Regions from separate parts of the Homo sapiens genome. Here region 1 is linked to region 2. Evidence: read pairs that join two places in POLR2A ChIA-PET (ENCODE). Cell type or tissue: Caco-2. All regions are shown on one strand. Links, peaks and the distances in the headings refer to the core of each region. The heading gives the core; the rest is flanking DNA.

The links. Peaks named below come from ENCODE experiments on the same cell type or tissue, not always from the same donor. Only the 100,000 strongest peaks of a DNase experiment are listed, where the experiment ranks them.
Region 1: POLR2A ChIA-PET joins it to region 2 with 5 read pairs; 2 of 35 experiments call an interaction of 5 or more read pairs at or near these places.

The regions. Positions count from the first base shown.
Region 1 is chr20:18,028,543-18,038,967 of GRCh38, forward strand. The region is part of intron 3 of OVOL2 (ovo like zinc finger 2); the gene reads right to left. Among named protein-coding and RNA genes, the nearest start is that of OVOL2, 24 kb to the right of the region's middle. RefSeq lists an enhancer at 8,573-9,073. In Caco-2, for the core only: a CTCF peak has its summit at 4,515; DNase peaks (open chromatin) are centred at 1,659, 3,499 and 4,789.
Region 2 is chr20:18,139,539-18,149,963 of GRCh38, forward strand. It overlaps KAT14 (lysine acetyltransferase 14), which reads left to right. Exons shown (of 11, transcript NM_001392073.1): 2 at 2,670-3,381; 3 at 5,695-5,813. The coding sequence starts at 3,123. PET117 (PET117 cytochrome c oxidase chaperone) reads left to right here. Exons shown (of 2, transcript NM_001164811.2): 2 at 2,670-3,631. The coding sequence ends at 2,819. Among named protein-coding and RNA genes, the nearest start is that of PET117, 6.9 kb to the left of the region's middle. In Caco-2, for the core only: no CTCF peak of the experiment used is centred there; DNase peaks (open chromatin) are centred at 5,073, 5,363 and 6,813; H3K4me3 peaks cover 1,945 bases.

The DNA of each region.
Region 1 (10,425 bases), core at 1,180-9,179, 110 kb before region 2:
AGCATTTTGGGAGGCCGGGCTGGGTGGATCGCCTGAGGTCGGGAGTTCGAGACCTGCCTGGCCAATACAGTGAAACCCCGTCTCTAGTAAAAATACAAAAATTAGCCTGGTGTGGTGGCCCACATCTGTAATCTCAGCTACCTGGGAGAATGAGGCACGAAAATTGCTTGAACCCAGCAGGCAGAGGTTGCAGTGAGCTGAGATAGTGCCACCGCACTCCAGCCTGGGCAATAGAGCGAGACCCTGTCTCAAATAAATACATAAATAAATAAACAAAATAAATAACAAAAGGTTACTATTAATAGTTGTTTAAATTTAAAAGTAATATACCCCCCAGTTTTATGGTGAAAAACAGCAGTAAATTAAAAAAAATAAAACAGAAAAGATCCCTTTGTCACCCCATGCACCTCTCCTTCCCTAGTCCTAACTCGCAAGTTTCTTGTGATCCTTCACATTTTCTACAAATTATATATATGTACATTTTTATTTTATTTTATTTTTTGAGAAGGAGTCTCACTCTGTCTCCCAGGCTGCAGTGCAGTGGCACAATGTCGGCTCACTGCAACCTCTGCCTCCTGGGTTCAAGCGAGTATCCTGCCTCAGCCTCCCTAGTAGCTGGGACCACAGGTGCCTGCTACAATGTCCAGCTAACTTTTGTATTTTTTTAGTAGAGACCGGGTTTCACCATGTTGACCAGGCTGATCTTGAACTCCTGACCTCAGGAGATCCACCTGCCTCGGCCTCCCAAAGTGCTGGGATTACAGGCATGAGCCACCACGCCCGGCCTACATATGTATTTTAAGATTAATAAATATATGTCATCTCTGGGTGTTGCCTGAGCAGGAGAATTTGTTAAAGCTTCCCCAGGAGGCTCTAGTGTGCAGCCAAGTATGAAAACGAGAGTTCTAAATAAATGCACATTCACATTGGCATATGCACGGATGTACATGTTTCCGAAACATAAACCTGGGGTTCTGGAGAGACGGTCTGGAGGGTGGTGAAGGCTTACACTTGCCATTGCGTCCCTGTCTGTACTACTTCCCATCTCCAACCACCTGCCAGTATTAATAATAATAATTTTCGTACTAACTGTGGTTCCTTCTGGGCAGTGTAATGACAATGAATCTCCCACCTTTTCTCTTAAAACTATTCTAGGATGGGTGCATGGCTCACACCTGTAATCCCAGCACTTTGGGAGGCCAAGGCAGGAGGATCTCTTGAGTCCAGGAGTTCGAGACTAGCCTGGCGAACATGGGGAGATCCCTGTCTTTACAAAAAAGTAAAAAATTAGCTGGGCATGGTGGCATGCCCCTGTGGTCCCAGCTACTCAGGAGGCTAAGGTGGGAGAGATCACTGGAACCCAGGAATTCAAGGCTACAGTGAGCCATGATCGCACCACTGCACTCCAGCCTGGGCGAGAGTGAGACCCTGTCTCAGAAAAACAGAAAACAAACAAACCAACCCTCACCAATCAAGGTTAAGAAAGTTTTAAGGCAATATTTTAAAAATCAAAATATCGAATGAATGGATGAACTCTGTTGGTTCCAGGAAAGAAAGGCCACATCTTTGGGACTAGTTTTCCACATAGGCAAGGACTACAGACTCCTCTCCTAAGGAATGCGCCCGCTCTAGCTTTCATGTTTGCACTGTAATGCAGACTTTGTGTTTTCCCGGCCTTCTGGGCCCATGCAGCAGCGAGCAGCTGGCTCCCACTACCCAGTAGATCAAGCGGCAAACCCGATTTCCAACCTTCAGCTCATCAGAGCAGAAATCCACCCAGAGATTAGTTGCTCCTTTCACTAGTTAGTAGAAATAACCGACTACTGTTTTAAAACATCCAAACTAAAAATATGGGGAAGCTGGCACACTTAACATCAGGCTTTAACCTGGATGCAACAAACTCCTGGAGGTTCCCATCCTCAAAGGTGATCTGCCCCCGAGGAGAGGCCAGCCAGGCCACCACTCAGCCCCATGTGCACAGGGCCACATCTCCTTCCTCTCTTCAGTCAACACAGCCTCTGAGCATCTTCTATGAGCAGAGTACCCAGCAAGGCCTGGATAGCAAACGCTAGAAGATTCCAAAGCCCTGCATCATGCAAACAAGAGAGATGATGGCAGTGGGGGCTTTTTTTCCAGGGAGTGGGTAGAATTAGAGCCTGGCTTGGAAGAGGAGTGACTCGCAGACAGAGATGGAAAGGAGACATAGGCCCAGAAAGCTCCAGTTATGGCACTTCTGACTTTTGCCAAATGCACTGCTCTGTGCCCCAGCACTTCTGCTTCCCCATTTGCTAGTGTAAACGCCACCATTCACCCCTCATTCACTGGTGCGGGCACTGCCATGCGGCAGCCCCTTGGTGACCCTTTCTAGGCTTGGGAACAAGCACCTCCCTCCCAGAGCACCCCCATCACCCACACATTCAGGGGGACGTGGGTGGCCAGAGAGGAGCCCTGGGCAAGACGGACTGATGCCAAGGCCCCTCCCACCACTGAGGCTCACCCATCTTGGTGCTCTCACGCAAAGGCCAACCGTGCCTGTGTCTAAAGCAGGACATGGGAACTGAAGAGCACCACCCATGCGCTAGACGTCATTAACCTACTGACACCCACACGACTGTGAGTCCAAGGCCACCGAAGAGCCAGGCTGCGGATCTGCTGCTTATTAACTGAAACGGGGGCGGCTGCTCCAGCCCGAAAGGCCGTTTCCTCACCTGTCACAGGGGTGTCATAGCTCTTGCATGGCTGCTGTGAGGATTAGCCGAGATAGACTAAGTTCTCAATGGGATACAGCTCAACATAATGCAGATAAGCCTCATTCGTAAGCTGGCTGCTGACCAGCCTGGCCAATATGGTGAAACCCCACCTCTACTAAAAAATACAAAAAAAATTTAGCCGGGCATGGTGGCGAGTGCCTGTAATCCCAGCTACTCGGGAGGCCAGGGCAGGAGAATCGCTGGAATCTGGGAGGCAGAGGTTGCAGTGAGCTGAGATGGCGCCACTGCACTCCAACCTGGGTAACGGAGCGAGACTCTATCTCAGAAAAAAAACAAAACAAAAACATAAGCTGGCTGCTGGGTACATGAGTATTTCGCAGATTTGTCTTTAAACTGTACCTATATGTATACTTTTGTACGTGTTACTTATTTCACAACAAAAGGAAAGGATAATTTTTTAAAATGTGGCTGGTGGAGGAGAGGGGGGACTGCTTTCGCCGTCTGCCCTTTTGAATTTTGTACCATCAGCCTGTCCTACCTAGTCCGAAAAATATTGTTTATTGGGTTATCAAAAAGGGTTTGTTGTTTTCCATTTTTTTACCCCTAATAGCAAATCAAGCTTCGTGCCATACATCCTCAAGGAAAATTCTACACTTTGGAACTTTCTAGTTGCTTTCCTTGCTATAGCTCAACTGCTCCTTTACTGAACTTTATCCGAAGGTGAACTTCAGCGAGAAGATTTTTACAGGCATGCTTGTGGGAGTGGACATTTACGGCAGCCTCCCCGGAAGGCAATTTGGCAATGGCCATAAAAAAAAATCACACTGTATCTACCCTTTGGCCCAGCAATTTCACATCAGGGAAATTATCCTACAGGAAGACTCACACAGGGAGGCGAAGGATATACAAGATATACTCATGGTAGGATTGCCTGAAATGAAAGAAAGGAAAGAAGGAAGGAAAGAAGAAAGGAAGGAAGCGAGGAAGAAGGGAAGGAAAGAAGAGAGGGAAAGAAAGAGAAAGAAAGAAAGGAAAGGAAAGGAAGGAAGGAAGGAGAGAGAGAGAGAAAGAAAGAGAGAAAGAAAGAAAGGAAAGAAAAGAAAAGAAAAAAGAAGGAAGGGAAGGAGGAAGGAAGGAAGGAAGGGAGGAAGGAAGGAAGGAAATCTGCAAATGGAAACAAATGTCATCAATTGAGGAATAGGAAAAGTACAGTCCCTCGATACTGGAAATTTTGTCATGATTTCTTTTATTATTATTATTATTATTATTTTGAGATGGAGTCTCACTCTGTTGCCCAGGCTGGGGTGCAGTGGCACCATCTCAGCTCACTGCAGCCTCTGCCTCTCGAGTTCAAGCGATTCTCCTACCTCAGCCTCCTGAGTAGCTGGGATTACAGGCGCCAGCCACCATGCCCAGCTAATTTTTGTGTTTTTAGTAGAGACAGGGTTTCACCATGCTGGCCAGGCCGGTCTCAAACTCCTGACCTCAAGTGATCAGCCCGCCTCGGCCTCCCAAAGTGCGGGGATTACAGGTGTGAGCCACCGCACCTAGCTCCAAGATATATATTATGTGAAAAAGCAATATACATTAAAAACTTTTGGGAAAAAAATTAAATGGTGGAACTGGGGCTTGGCATGTGAAGGGAGTTTACATTTTTTTCTTTCCTTTTATCTCCTAATGAACATATTACCTTTTTAGCTAAAAAGTAAATTAAGATAAAATACAAATTAAAAATAAAACAATGAAGCGAGGGTTTGTTAACTGGACCAGGCAATTCCGCATGACAGCATTCAGGCCACTAGGGGTGGAGGTGACTTGACTCTTTCTTCTCCATCTGGCCCACTCCAAACATCTCCCAATCTGCATTTTTCCCAATCTAGTCAATCCTTCCCTTTGGGCTCCAAACAAAGACACCATTGTTTTCTCTTCTTTAATCAAGATGGGATTTGTGTGCCTTCTCCTCCCTCTGAATGTAGGCCCCGATGGAAGATAAGGACAGAAGGCGCCCTAGAGGGTGGGGCCGGTGCCCCCTCCCCACCTCCCTGACCTCAGAATTGGAATTCCTCGGCTTCACCCTGTGGAACTCAGCAGCTTCCCCAGGAATGGCATGAGCCCTGAACTGCCTCCTTTATTCCAGCCAGCGTTGTTAAGTTATAACCAGCATGGGTTTATGACCTCCCTGGGCCACGTGGCTCCCTGCAAAGCCTTAGCTGGGAGCCCCACGGATGTGTGTGCCCTTCTCACCTGTTTATGGCCCTTTACGCTGTCTTCTCTGCAGCTTTTTATATTGTCTGAAATCTTTTACAGAATACTTAGTCATTTTACAAATGAGCAAAATAAAACACTTTCCATAAACGCGGGACTTAAATGATGGGCCTGGCACATCGGGCACTTCCGAAGCAATAGTCTGCATTTCCTGCATGCTCGCTCCTGGGGACTCTGGCACTGCCGGTCCACTGACCACCCTTTGAGTAGGGAGGGTGTGGACACTCAGTGCAGAGTCTTGTGCTTGCAAGGGCTGGTTATTATTTTTTCCTCTAAAATAAAGATCTCCTCCCTCTCCTCCCAAACCAAATCGTTTACTTCAACAGAGAACCATTCTTAGGAAGCATCCTAGCCTGTTCAACCTAAAACACTTAAATAAATCCGAAAGAATGTCCTATAAATACTATATATATCCTATAAATATAAAGGCCCATGTTTTTCACAGGCTATGAACTGAATACACATTCATTTCCTGGAAGCTCATGTCCCCTCTCTCTATTTTGAGCTGGTCAGCAGGCAGAATTTCCCATGTTGTCCTCAGTGATCCTGTCAACTTCACTGAAGTACAGCAAGTCCCTCAATTATATAGTGGCTGCTGCTGGCTTCCCATCCAGACCGCTTTTCTGGGTCAGTGCATGTCCCCAGCTGTCGTGTGGCTTCTGGCTGTCCCCTTCTTTAAGGAATCAGCACTGGGCAAGTGACCTTCCAGATGCTCAGGAGTGTCTCCCTGACCTCGCCCAGGGCAGACACAGCCCTCAGCCAACGTCAGACTGAAATGGGGGTAAAAAAGTCCCTGCCCCCACCTTGCCTGTAGCAGATCCATCCTGGAGTCCATTCACACTCCTGATCCCCCCTGGGATGAGGTCGAGGCTGCACTCCAGCTAACAGCAAAACCCATGCTCATCCTCTGCCCTCACAGGCTCCACTTGACAGCCCTCCCTCAATAAACCATTTGATGGGAAGCCGCTTCCAAACCCCACCTAAGATAATTTGGATTGAAAATAGCCACTTGTTTTCACAAAATATTACAGAGTTTTTCTGCACAGGTCAGTTTCTCTCTTCCAGTCTTCAGTAGGACACCATTTAACTAACACTCCCTTCCCCTCTTTCTCTCTCTCTCTCTCTCTCTCTCTCACACACACACACACACACACCCCTCCGATTTACCTTTCTTGGGTGAACTCACAGCCAAAAAAGAAGTCCTAATCTTTTCTTTCGTCTACTTGGATATTAATGTAAGACATCTTCAGGTTCTAGTTTCCCTGGATCTTTTCCAAGATATTTCTTTGTGTTTTGAGTCTTTCCTTAGATATCCTGTTTGCTCAGTAGTTGCAGGGGATTGGAAGAGATGGGGGAGTCGGGGGTGGTGCAGATTAACCCTGATTCTCTAGCTCACTGTCTTTGCCCACCTCATCAATATTATAGCTACAATTCTCCAACAAAGGGTCCTCGGCCCTGGGTCCTGGGTCCTGGGTCCAGGCCATGGCCTGGTCTAATTGGACTGCAAACAAACATACCCCTCATTTAACTATCTGTCGTATTTATGTTAAGTGTCTATATCTTTGTTTCTGGCCTAAATACAACATTTACTTATAAGAACCAATAGCAAAAATACAACACTCACAGCTCAATCAAAGGCAAGACCAGGCCAGGCGGGTGCAGTGGCTCACGCCTGTAATCCTGGCACTTTGGAAGGGTAAGGCAGGCTGATCATCTGAGGTCAGGAAGTCGAGACCAGTCTGGCCAACATGGTGAAACCCCATCTCTACTAAAAATACAAAAATTAGCCAGGCGTGGTGGCATGTGCCTATAATCCCAGCTACAGCTACCTGGGAGGCTGAGGCAAGAGAATCGCTGGAACCCAGGAGGCAGAGGCTGCAGTGAGCCAAGACGGGAGCCACTGTACTCCAGCCTGGGCAACAGAGCAAGACTCCACCTAAAACAAAACAAATAAGCAAACAACAAAGGTAAGACCAAATTCCCACTGAATTCAAGTAAGGTCTTTTGGAGCTGGTGAAGTTTGTTCACATGAACTAAAACATCATCTGAGAAACCCACATTTTTGCACTTTGTACCAACTGTCTCTTTTGGACAGAGCTGAAGAGATGGCTCGGCAAGCCTGTTCCTCTGAGCTTGCCACCAGCTGATGTGTCAGGAAGCCCCCGGCTGCTCTTTCTGGTCTTTTATTACATGGAGACACACCTTCATCAGAAAATAGGTCGGGATGGGGTAAATAGGTCTAAAACATTTCCATAGTTCCATTTGTTCATCCCTTTAAGTGTCAAAATGATGATTAAAATTTTTAAAGGTTATCTTAGTGCCATCCAATAGAAATTAAAATGCAAGCTGCTTTATAAGTTAACGTTTTGTAGAAGCCTCAAACAGGTAGGAAGAAACAGGTGAAATGAATTTTAATGCTATATTTTGTTTAACTCATTATGCCCAAAATACTACCATTTCAATGTAAAATCCATATTAAAAATTGAGATTTTTGGCCGAGTGCAGTGCCTCATGTCTGTAATCCCAGCACTTTGGGAGGCTGAGGCGGGCAGATCACCTGAGGTCAGGAGTTCGAAACCAGCCTGACCAACATGGAGAAACTCCATCTCTACTAAAAATACAAAATTAGCCAGGCATGGTGGTGCATCCCTGTAATCCCAGCTACTCAGGAGGCTGAGGCAGGAGAATCACTTGAACCCGGGAGGCAGAGGTTGCAGTGAGCCAAGATCAAGCCATTGCACTTCAGCCTCGGCGACAAGAGCAAAACTCCATCTCAAAAAAGAAAAAAACAAAAAAATTGAGATTTTTACACCTTCTTTTTTTGCATTACAACTTGAAACTTAGTGTCTCTTTTGCCTATACAACACATCTCAATCTGGACCAGCCCCTCCTCTGAGACTCAGGAGCCACACACAGCCAGTGGCCGCCGGACCAGCCAGCACACCTCTAGGTTTTTCACTCCTAGCTGCCTCCTAAGCCCTAGCCTTTCCCCTAAGGTGATAACTGCGAAACCCTTTGGGAAAACGTCAGGTGGAAGGTATTTTCATTCACTAACTTAAATGATTTTCAGCTCCCTCACAGGAGTCACTAGAAGAGTAGGAGATGGAGAAAATCTGAGAACCTCAGGTTGGGAGTCTGAAGGGGTACAGGCACCCCCTTTCTTGCTTCCTCTGTGGGCAGAGGACATCTTGGCACCACTGAACTCACACGCTCACAGGCTCCTCTACAACCTACTAAACCCCAAGCTGAAGTGTGCACTTTGTGCTACTAATAGGTCTGAGTTTCCCTTTATCTCACCTTCCTCTAGAAGCAAGCAGGCTTCTAGAAACTGCAACAGGCCGGGCGCGGTGGCTCACGCCTGTAATCCCAGCACTTTGGGAGGCCGAGGCGGGCGGATCACGAGGTCAGGAGATCGAGACCATCCTGGCTAACAAGGTGAAACCCCGTCTCTACTGAAAATACAGAAAATTAGCCAGGCTTGGTAGCGGGCGCCTGTAGTCCCAGCTACTCGGGAGGCTGAGGCAGGAGACTGGCGTGAACCTGGGAGGCGGAGCTTGCAGTGAGCCGAGATCGCGCCACCGCACTCCAGCCTGGGCGACAGAGCGAGACTCCGTCTCAAAAAAAAAAAAAAAAAAGAAAGAAACTGCAACAGGGCAGGCTGGTGAGGCCCCTGCCTCAGGGGGAATGCTGAGGAAGGCACTGGGAGGCAAAGAGGGCAGAGAAGGAGACCCTACAGAGGATAAAAGACCATGAACTTCAGGGCCAGCCAGTTCTGGTTCCCAGCTCCACCACTGATGGGTTGTGTGAGCTCCCTGAGCCTGGTTTCCTCCTCTGCAAAAGGTGGAGAACAACAGCACTGACTGCTTTGGGTAATTTGAGATGACAGGATAAAGGCCGGAGGCCTGGCATGAAGGAGAGTGACCGTGTGTGGCTTGCTTCTGCCTGCAGGGCTGTGTTACTCTCTGAAGGGTCCCCTAGTCTCTGCCGAGCCACCCTCCTCACTTGCTAAATCTTCTGCCTCCCAGGGCGGATGCCCCACTCATATCCCCTTAGCAGATCGCCAGGCATCTCAGATGGTTCCTGCATCTCTCTGCCTAAGGATGCTCTCCAGGCCTGCAAAGGGCTGGGGTGGGCAGAGGGTAGGGAGAACTGCCCAGGAGTCAGGAGGTCCAGGATGGACACCCAAGGAGGGATGGGGGTTGATTGAGCAACCTGGGGTGCATTCTATATGGTTCTTCAGAGGATCTCCAGTGGGATTGAGCCTCCGCTGCCCGTAGTGATAACCCACTCATTATTATTGAGCTTTTATTGGCTGTCTTCCCTCCTGACCTCCCCTCCCTCCTCTACTGTGTTTTCTGGGATCACCTCCCAAATACATTGCTCACATCCAAATCCTTGTGTCGCGTCTGCTTCTTGGGCAACCCAAACTAAGACACTCCTCATTAGCAACGCTCTTCCTCCTTCTGTCCTGCTGTAGAAAGCTTGCTCATCCTTCAACGCCCAGCTGAAAGACTACCTTTTCTAAGAAGCCCCCCTGACATGCAGTTAGAAACAAGGCACCTCCCAGGACTCCCCTTTGGCATGTGCCACTTTTTCTTCTGTCTGGCATATCGGCTGTTTCACTTGTCTCACAGTCAGATGTCTGAGTTATTCCTCCCTATGTTGGCTGAGAGCTCCATGAGCACAGAGGTGAATCCTAGGGCCTGTTACACATCAGGTCCTCAGGAAGCCTCTGCCAACTGTTGCAATTTTACTACTAATAATAGCTAATATTTACTACGCACTTACAATATAAGAAGCACTTTTATGTAATTCTGGCCCCAAAACCTCACAACCATCACTTTAAGTGGCAAGTATTAAAATGATCACACCCATTCTAGAGATGGAAAAATTAAGGTGAAAGACGAATAATTTAGAACAAGTCTCACAGTCAGCTAACTCAGATCAGGAGTTCTTAACTACTATGTGACCGCCTCAACTTGTAAACTCTTCTCTGAGAAGCTGTCAGTCCCTAATATTTCCCTTAGTCTCCAGCAATGGAGAATTAACTCAATCACAGGGGAGGCAAGGCCATCAGCTCAGTGTTTACTCCAGCTGAAGGTACCAACAGCTAGCCATGCTTCCTGGGCCCCCTGCGTTGTGTCCTAGAAGCCAGGGTGGGGGAGTGACCACAGAGTCCATCCAGGCAGGGAATGCCCTCAAGGACATCCTCAGAGATGATGTCCTTGAGACACCCTCAAGGAGGGGCTGAGACACCCTCCAGGGCCACCAATGGCCAGCGACTTCAGGAGTGGTCCTGATTTCCTGCCCCTGGGGTCAGGAGGAAAGCCCAGCTTTGCTGCTGCTGGATGGGTCCCTTGACAACCTCGAGACCTCCCCTAGGCCTCTTATAAGACCCCCTACTGCCCTATGGATCCTCCACCTCTCCCTAAGCATTCTCCTCACCCCC
Region 2 (10,425 bases), core at 502-8,501:
GTAACCCAGAGAATTTTAACACAGGACTAAGCACCATTGTGTTACAGAGTGGAAAAGTGGTTATTTGGAAGTTAGAGCTGAAGAACCAAAATAACGTGTGTGTGTGTGTGTGTGTGTGTGTGTGTGTGTGTGTGTGTTTATTTTTTTTCCTTTTATGTCCGGTTCTTCATTAGGGGCTTACATTGTATTAATAGCAGTGGGAAAGACTAGGACAAATGATTAGCACAGTGGATGTGTCGGAAGGTTCAAGGAAGCAAGAAATTAAATAATGAATATTGATTCCTGACCGTCTACCACATACCAGGCAGTGTATTAAGCACTTTATGTATATCATCTGTAATCCTCACAGTAACCTAGCAAAAATTAAGCAGTGCTACATGAGGAGCCAGAGTTCTAGGTGTTAGGGTTGGAAGAATAAAGAGGTCTTTAGTGATTAGTAAGGAAAGTTGTTAGAAAGGTAGTTCAGTGAGGGTCACAGGAAGGATGTGTGAGGCAATCAGCATAGACCTTGAAACCTAGAGGAAGATAGCAAATGATGGGATGGAGAGCCAGATCATAAGCACACGTGACATCTCTGAGAAGGAAGGGTAGGATCTGGGAGGCAGGTGTGGAAGGAATGATTCTGGTGAATGGTGTGGGCTTGGGAGGGTGGGTATCGGTGTGTCATGGTGTAAGAAGCACAGGACAGGAAGACCTGCAGTTGGGGGAGTGGAATAAGCACCTCCGTTTTTGTCTCAGTGGTGATCTTGCCAAGGGTGCATGGTTCAAGACAGTTGTGTTTCAGTTGAGTTATATCAATCCCGGGACTCCTTCAAATCCCTCATAATGAAGCTGTAGGCCTGGAGGAGGTCCAGCAAGTAGGTATTATATTAGGTGAGTTTTTAAAAATAGGTAAAATAATTTGGAAAAAACCCCACAAACATACGCAGGCCCTGGGCCCCACTCCCATTAATTCTACTCTATATAGCCACTATTAAAAACCATTTATTGGCCAGGCACGGTAGCTCATGCCTGTAATCCCAGCACTTTGGGAGGCTGAGGCAGGCAGATCATTTGAGGTCAGGAGTTCGAGACCAGCCTGGCCAACGTGGTGAAACCCCGTCTCTACTAAAAATACAAAAAAATTAGCCAGGCCTGGTGGCGCACGCCTGTAATCTCAGCTACTGGGGAGGCTGAGGCACAAGAATCGCTTTAACTCAGAAGGTGGAGATTGCAGTGAGCTAAGATCGTGCCATGGAGCCAAGATCTCCAGCCTGGGTGACAGAACGAGACTCCTTCTCAAAAAAAAAAAAAAAAAACCAATAAAACAAAACAAAAAAAACCCTATTTATTTATTTTGAGATGGGGCTTGTTCTGTCACCCAGGTGGGAGTGAAGTGGCACAATCTTAGCTCACTGCAGCCTGTGCCTCCCAGGCTGAGGTGATCCTATCACCTCAGCCTCCGGAGTAGCTGGGAACACAGGCACACACCACCACTCCCTGCAATTTTTTTTTTTTTTTTTTTTTTTATTTTTATTTTTGCTAGAGATGGGATTTTGCCATGTTGCCCAGGCTGGTCTAGAACTTCTGAGCTCAAGCAGTCTGCCTGCCTTGGCCTAAGATTACAGGAGTGCTGGGATTACAGGAGTGAGCCACCACGCCTGGCCTAAAACCTTTAGAGTATTTTGTGAGCAATAAACTATAAAATGTTAGTTATTAGTAATGACTGATGTTTTTAAAAGTCTCTTCTTGGGTGCCAGGTCCACGTTCTGAAGTGCTGTGGTTTTTTAGTGCTTACTAAGGTAACTACCATTGATGAGCATTTATTTTTTCCGCTGGTAGTAGCATCCTTCTTTTTCTTCTTTCTCTGTTATATAATTAATTAATAATTCTGCATGATTTTTACATTGTTAACTTTACATGCTAGAAGCCAAGTTGAGATTTTAGTAATCTGCATTTTTTCTGTTGGTGTTTATTGTTCAGCTAGGATAAGTGCTAACAGAAGAGTAGTTTAGAGTGTTACTGTAGTAACTCGCCAAGTTTTTAAAGCATTACATATCAATTAAACTTTAAAAATTTAACATTGGCCGGGTGCAGTGGCTCACGCCTGTAATCCGGCACTTTGGGAGGCTGAGGCAGGTGGATTACTTGAGATCAGGAGTTCGAGACCAGCTTGGCTGACGTGGTGAAACCCCGTCTCTACTAAAAATACAAAAATTAGCTGGGCATGGTGATGCACGCCTGTAGTCTCAGCTACTCGGGAGGCTGAGGCCGGAGAATCACTTGAACCCAGGAGGTGGAGGTTGCGGTGAGCTGCGGAGTGCAGCCACTGCACTCCAGCCTGGGCGACAGAGCGAGACTCTTGTCTCAAAAAATAAATAAAAAAAAATTTAACATAGTGCCAGTTTTTTTTTTCTGTTATTTCCCATTAAATTTTCTGTACTAAATGTTCAGGAATTTCTTAAAATATGATAAGAAATCATTTCAGTAATAACATTTAGCACACTACCAAATTTATTTGATCGTTTATTACATTTTACATTTGTACAGAAAATTAAAATAGTAACTGGGTATTTGGAATCTGAAAGTTTTAAGTATATTTTGGTAACACTGTTATTTGGATTTGAATGGCACAAGGATGGGGACCACCTGTTCGGGATGTTACTGAAATCTGTTTCTTACGTTTTTAGAGGCTTCGTGACGGAGTTATCAGAGACATTGAGAGGCAAATTCGGAAAAAAGAAAACATTCGTCTTTTGGGAGAACAGATTATTTTGACTGAGCAACTTGAAGCAGAAAGAGAGAAGATGTTATTGGCAAAAGGATCTCAAAAATCATGACTTGAATGTGAAATATCTGTTGGACAGACAACACGAGTTTGTGTGTGTGTGTTGATGGAGAGTAGCTTAGTAGTATCTTCATCTTTTTTTTTGGTCACTGTCCTTTTAAACTTGATCAAATAAAGGACAGTGGGTCATATAAGTTACTGCTTTCAGGGTCCCTTATATCTGAATAAAGGAGTGTGGGCAGACACTTTTTGGAAGAGTCTGTCTGGGTGATCCTGGTAGAAGCCCCATTAGGGTCACTGTCCAGTGCTTAGGGTTGTTACTGAGAAGCACTGCCGAGCTTGTGAGAAGGAAGGGATGGATAGTAGCATCCACCTGAGTAGTCTGATCAGTCGGCATGATGACGAAGCCACGAGAACATCGACCTCAGAAGGACTGGAGGAAGGTGAAGTGGAGGGAGAGACGCTCCTGATCGTCGAATCCGAGGATCAGGCATCAGTGGACTTATCGCACGACCAGAGTGGGGATTCCCTCAACAGTGATGAAGGAGACGTGTCTTGGATGGAGGAGCAGCTGTCCTACTTCTGTGACAAGTGCCAAAAATGGATACCAGCCAGTAAGGAGCTTCTCAATTCCTTTGATTTGTCAATTCCTGTGTGAAGGTTTGTTTTTCCAACCTGTGAAAGAAACGTGAATGTAAAAGAGACCTAAATAAAAGGATAATTATATTTATTCTCTAGTTGATCAGCTATAAATTTATATAAAACATAGGCATGTTTGTACTAATGAAACGTACTGTCAACCTCTATCACATTGTTAAATTAACACTTTTGGTGGTAACTCAATAAAATTGAGAAAATTGGAAATCCTGTGTTACTTAAAGAATTAGCCATATTTTTCTAACAAGGTCACAGAGATTTAGGGCCAAATTCCAGTCCCAGTGTTGAATTCATGTTCAAGTTTATAAAAATTACTTTGTTAATATTTAACTTACGTGGAGAACTCCTGCTATTGTATACTGAAAAGAGGTTAGAATTAGCAGATTGAAGGTGTTTTTTGCCCTTTTTCTAGGACCAGTCTTTTTTTCCATTTTCCTTTTTTTCTGCTGGCAAGAGATACCTCATACACACTCCCTGATTGCCTCAATCTTGAGATTTTCTTTTCTTTCTTTTTTTTTTTTGAGATGGAGTTTTGCTTTTGTTGCCCAGGCTAGAGTGCAATGGCATGATCTCGGCTCCTGGGTTCAAGCGATTCTCCTGCCTCAGCCTCCCAAGTAGCTGGGATTATAGTGTTTGCCAGCACACCTGGCTAATTTTTTTTTTTATTTTATTTTTTTTTTTTGAGACGGAGTTTTCCTCTTATTGCCCAGGCTGGAGTGCAATGGCATGATCTTGGCTCACTGCAACCTCCGTCTCCCAGGTTCAAGTGATTCTCCTGCCTCGGCCTCCCGAGTAGCTGGGATTACAGGCATGCGCCACCATGCCCGGCCAATTTTGTATTTTTAGTAGAGATGAGGTTTCTTCTCCATGTTGGTCAGGCTGGTCTCAAACTCCCAACCTCAGGTGATCCATCCGCCTCGGCCTCCCAAAGTGCTGGGATTACAGGCATGTGCTACTGTGCTCGGCCCTGATCTTGAGATTTTCAATGGCCAGCTTCCTGGCACCTGAGGAGTATGGCTTGCCAGCCATCATATGGTTTATACCGAAACAGGATTTTCCCATTAGGCAAGAGACTAGTAAAGATATAGGTACTTGAGGAATGCCTTTGTGTAATATAATTTGTAACCAAGTCAGAGAAATACATATATAACTGTGAAGAGGGTCATTTTCTGGCATGTGGAAATGTTTTTCTTAAAATGGGTTCAACTTCAAATTTAGTCACTGTTAACAAATTAATAGTAACATTTTCACAGGAAATGCAGAATTTACTAGTTAGCTGGTTTTTGCTTCTGAGCGGTCTCTGTTATTGATTTCAGGTTCTGCCTGAATTCTCAGTGGCTTTCCCTTTGTCCTGTTGAGGACAAATTTTAAGCTACCCTTTGTGGTCAGGACCCTGCTAACTGTAGTTTCTTTGATTCCCACACAACTTTGCAGTTAGGGTGAACTTATTCTTCACAAACAATTCTTATCCTTAGGGCTTTGCACAGTTTTTTTCTTCTGGAATATGCATCTCCACAGCCTCCATTCTCCCTATACACAAAGAGACCCCTTTTCACCTGGCCAATTTCTAATCCTAAGCCTCCCCCTAATATAGGTTGGGCCTCCTTTTATTTACCCTCACACTGCCCTGTGGTACACAGCACATTCCATTCCTTATGTGTCACAGAGCATCAGCATCACCTGAGGGACTAAGAAATGTAACTCCTAGGCTCTGCTTCAGAAATTGATGCATTTTATCTGGGCTAGAATCAAGCATATTTAGAAAACCAAGAACAACTTGGGTGATTCCAATGCACTGTGAGCATGGAGAACCACTGTGTTGTTGTGATCACCTGTTTTCTATGCAGCCCTCAGGGAAGTGCAAACCTGTGAGATCAGGCACCATTATCTGTCTTGGACTTTGTATTCCCAGTTCCTAGCCCAGTGCCTGGTATGCAGAGGGAGCTCATATTTTTTGAAAGAATGTGTGAAGAGACCTGCCTCTGGGAGTCAGGAATGTGACAATTGGGAAATCCAGCAACAATACCTGCTTTTCCAGTACCTTTCTCCTAAAAGTTACTGGATCCTACAGATCTTAGTGGGCGTATACTTGGTGTTAGAAGAATAGAAATCTTTCTAATTCCCTTCCTTTTCCCCATTTTGCAATTGTGGGTTGGCTGAAGAAAAGAAGACAACATGGGAAAGGAAAATCTGGGTGATAAACGGATTAAACCTTTAGGTTACCGCTGCTCTAGATAAACCCATGATGTGACTTTTTGTTTTTCTCCTAGGTCAGCTGAGGGAACAGCTCAGTTACCTTAAGGGTGATAATTTTTTTAGGTTTACTTGTTCGGATTGCTCAGCAGATGGCAAGGAGCAGTATGAAAGGCTGAAGCTGACATGGCAGCAAGTGAGTAAAAAGCCCTTCCCCAAATCCATGAGGGTGGTTCCCCCAGGAGTTTGTTGGAACGAATATCTAGAAACTTAGGGATGAGCTTTTGAGTTGTTTGGAGGGGCACTTTTTATTTCGCAATGAAATTAGATACCGAATATGTGGAGAAGGGAGTGAAAAATACTCGCTGTAATCCCAGCACTCTGGGAGGCCAAGGCGGGCAGATCACCTGAGGTCAGGACTTCGAGACCAGCCTGGCCAACATGGTGAAACCCCATTTCCATTGAAAATACAAAAATTAGCTGGCTATGGTGGTGGGCCCCTGTAATCCCAACTACCTGGGAGACTGAGGCAGGAGAATCGCTTGAACCTGGGAGGCGGAGGCTGCAGTGAGCCCACACCGTGCCACTGTACTCCAGCTTGGGCGACAAAGTGTGACTCCTTTTCAAAAAAAAAAAAATATATTCACTGCTGACTTGGTGAATTGGGCTTGAGAGGCTTGAGAATCTCATGATTTCTTTTATATGTGATACCAAGCTCTGATTATAATTGAAAATGAAATTCTCATTTTCCTGGCAGCCATTTTAAGAACAATAAAACTATTTTTTTAAAGTGGAAAGATGGCTATGTTGAAAATAGATTTGGAAGAAGGAAGGTGACTGATTGCAAAAACCAACATAACCCAGCTTTTCTGCATTTGAACTCGGAGATGTTTGAATTTTTGTTTGCTGAAATACTTGTTCCTTTTTAACTGTCTCTAATATCAGCACCCTAATCTAAGTCAGCTGTATCCTAAACAATAGCTTTTTGCTGATCTCCAGGTTGTATTAAATTGTTTTAGTTTTGTTTCTATGTCAATATGTTAATGTATAATATGAATAATAAGGCATCAGTGTATACTTTTTAGTTCAAAAACCAGATGAAACCAGACATGGTGGCTCACATCTGTAATCCCAGCACTTTGGGAGGCGGAGGCGGCCAGATCACCTGAGCTCAGGAGACAAGCCTGGGCAACGTGGTGAAACCCCGACTCTATAAAAAACAGGCCAGGCGCGGTGGCTCATGCCTGTAATCCCAGCACTTTGGGAGGCTGAGGGAGGCAGATCACCTGAGGTCGGGAGTTCGAGACCAGCCTGACCAACATGGAGAAACACCGTCTCTACTAAAAATACAAAATTAGCTGGGTGCGGTGGCACATGCCTGTAATCCCAGCTACTTGGGAGGCTGAGGCAGGAGAATTGCTTGAACCCAGGAGGCGGAGGTTGCAGTGAGCCGAGATCGCGCCACTGCACTACAGCCTAGGCAACAAGAGTGAAAGTCCATCTCAAAAAAAACCAAAAAAACAAAACAATACAAAAATTAGCTGAATGTGGTGGTGGTGCACTCCTGTGGTCCCAGCTTCTCAGGAGACTGATGTGGGAGGGTTGCTTGAGCCTGGGAGGTTGAGGCTGCAATGAGCTGTGATCGAGCCACTGTACTCCAGCCTGGGTGGTGACAGAGTGAGACCCCATCTCAAAAAAAAAAAAATTATATATTACTTAGTTTTTATGTTCATTCATTCATTCAACAGATACTGAGTACCTGTTATGAACCAGGTGCTGTTCTAGGCCTGAGACTACTGTGGTGAACGAGACAGCTAAGGCCTCTGCCCCAAGACAGCTGACATTCTATACTTAATTTTGATAATAAACAGATCAACAAGATAATTACCCACAGCACTTTTTACTTTGAAGGAAATAGAGTAATGAGAAAGATTTTAAATTACACCATTTTAGCCACTTATGGTGTTCCTTGTAAATTGTAGTTGCCTTAGCAGCCTTCGTCTATTATCTTAATTATCAGTGCTTTATTAGGACAGCTGATGAAATCTGTCAGTGTTGAATTAGGAAGCCTTTTCTTTGACTTGCCTGAAAAAAATGTAAGTAGAAAATGAAGAGAAGTTTGTATTGAGGATAGAGCCTTATGAATATTATAACTGGGACATTTTTCTCAAGTGTACATGGGATACTGTGTGTAGGCAAGATCTTATTAATAGATTATTGTGATATGTGCACACAGGTAGATTTGTATTTGTCCTGCAAGTTGTTTCTCATAAAAGCTGTAAAATGGAAGAAGAGCAAATATATGTAAATTTTCAAAAATGTGAGTTTTCTGTAGTGGTTCTTTTTAAAAGAAAAGCTGGCTTTTGCTTATTTTGCTCAGAGTATGTAATATTGGCTCACTTTGCATATTTATTTATTCTTTTTAAAAAAAAATTTTAAATCTTTTTGAGGCACAGTCTCACTCTGTTGCTCAGGCTGGAGTGCAGTGGCACAATCTCGGCTCACTGCAACCTCCGCCTCCCAGGTTCAAGCAATCCTCCTGCCTCAGCCCCTCTAGTAGCTGGGATTACAGGCATGTGCCACCATGCCTGGCTAATTTTTTGTATTTTTAGTAGAGATGGGGTTTTGCCATGTTGGCCAGGCTGGTCTCGAACTCCTGACCTCAGGTGATCCACCCACCTCGGCATCCCAAAGTGCTGGGATTACAGGCGTGAGCCACCGTGCCCGGCCACTTTGCATATTTAATTAGACTAACATAACTTGCAGATTATTTTTTCACTTCCAAAATACGTATTGATGGTGGATACTAACCTGGTAGGGTGAAGTGATAACTTAGGTTGCACATATGTGGTTCTTAGCAAACAACTGACCAGTATTTCTAGTTGCATCTGAAAAAGCCCATCTCTCACTGAAGACCTGAAAGAGAATCAGTTGGTCTTGAATGGACTCCATTGATGTAGCCACATTCTTAGTATATTGAAATGTGGGTTTTCCGTCTTTAAATTTTAAACTTTGAAAGATTTACCAAAGAAATATGTAGAAATGCTTGTAACACAAATAGCATTTTGTTTGTATTATAAAATACTTACAGTAAAGAGGTCTGATCTCCTGATTAAAAAGCCCCTTCTTGCCACACTCCCTTTCTGTGTCCTCTCCTCTTCCTTGGTGACTCCTGTGAATAGCAGTTCCATACGTAGGAGAAACTTTATCAAACATTTGGGAAGGATAGGGAAGTTTTTGCATTCTTTTCCTGGAGACTCATTCTTATGGCACAAGTAAAGATACTATGATCGATCTTTGCTTGTTATTTTTCTAGTGTTCTTCAGCATATACTGAGTACCTGCCAGCTCTGAGCTAGGCCCTGTGGATACATTGGTCCACAAGATCAGCCTCATTACTGATGAGCTTGGTCTGGTAACATGAGAGCAGAAAACTAAACTGGGGTTCATTTTTTTTTGTTTTTTTTTTTTTGAGATGGAGTTTCACTCTTGTTGCCCAGGCTGGAGTGCAATGGCGCGATCTTGGCTCACTGCAACCTCTGCCTCCTGCATTCAAACGATTCTCCTGCTTCAGCCTCCCGAGTAGCTGGAACTACAGGCGTGCGCCACCATGCCTGGCTAATTTTTGTATTTTTAGTAGAGACGGGGTTTCACCATGTTGGCCAGGCTGGTCTTGAACTCCTGACCTCACGTGATTCACCCACCTCAGCCTCCCAAAGTGCTGGGATTACAGGCGTGAGCCACCATGCCCGGCCTGGGATTCATTCTTTTAGATCATAAATTCCAGGAGAGAAGGAAAAACAGGTCCTTTATATATTAGTTTATAGTTTGCCTAGTAAAGATTAAGTGATAATAGAAAAAGTTATTTTCAAGTAAATATGTAAGCTTTTTAGGGTCATAAAATGTCTCAATTATACAAAAAAGTCATAGAAATACTTTATCACTGAGATTATCAGCAAATACATATTTCTGAGATACTCTTCTGAGAGTGGGCAAAGCTCGTTCTATGATTTTCTTAAATTATTTATTGAGCAATAATTATTTTTTAAAATTGTGATGAAATATGCATAACATATAGTTTACCATTTTTTAGTGTACAGTGCAGTGGAATTAAGTACATTCACATTGCTGTGTAATCACCACCACCATCCACCTCCAGAATTTTTTTATCTTTACAAAATGAAACTCCGTGCCCATTAAACACTAACTTCCCATGAATATTGATTGTTTAAAGGAAGGTGTTTGTTGGCTGATGTAGACCAGATGCAGATATAACTGGAAGACATTTTTTAAAATCTGTTCATGGGGTTAATTGTTTTTAGACTGTCTGCAAGTATTGCAAGTTTAAGAATGGGGGAAATTGAAACTTGGTTAGTGAAGGGTCAGAATTACTGGGCCCCTTTGAGTGGTGTAGATATTGCTCTTTCCGTAAGACTGCTGGGGATTTAATGCTGTGAATACAGATGTTGGGGGCATTAACTGCAATTTACTACACTCCTTACAGCTACAGGATGCTCTTTATAGAAATAAGGATTAGGCTGGGCGCAGTGGCTCACATCTGTAATCCCAGCACTTTTGGAGGCTGAGGCGGGCAGGTCACTTGAGGTCAGGAGTTTGAAACCCTGTCTCTACTGAAAATACAAAAATTAGCCAGGAGTGGTGGTGCGCATCTGAGATCCCAGCTACTTGGGAGGCTGAGGCAGGAAAATTGCTTGAACCCAGGAATCAGAGGTTGCAGTGAGCCGAGATCGCACCATCACATTCCAGCTTGGGCATCACAGTGGGACTCTTGTCTCAAAAAAACCAAAC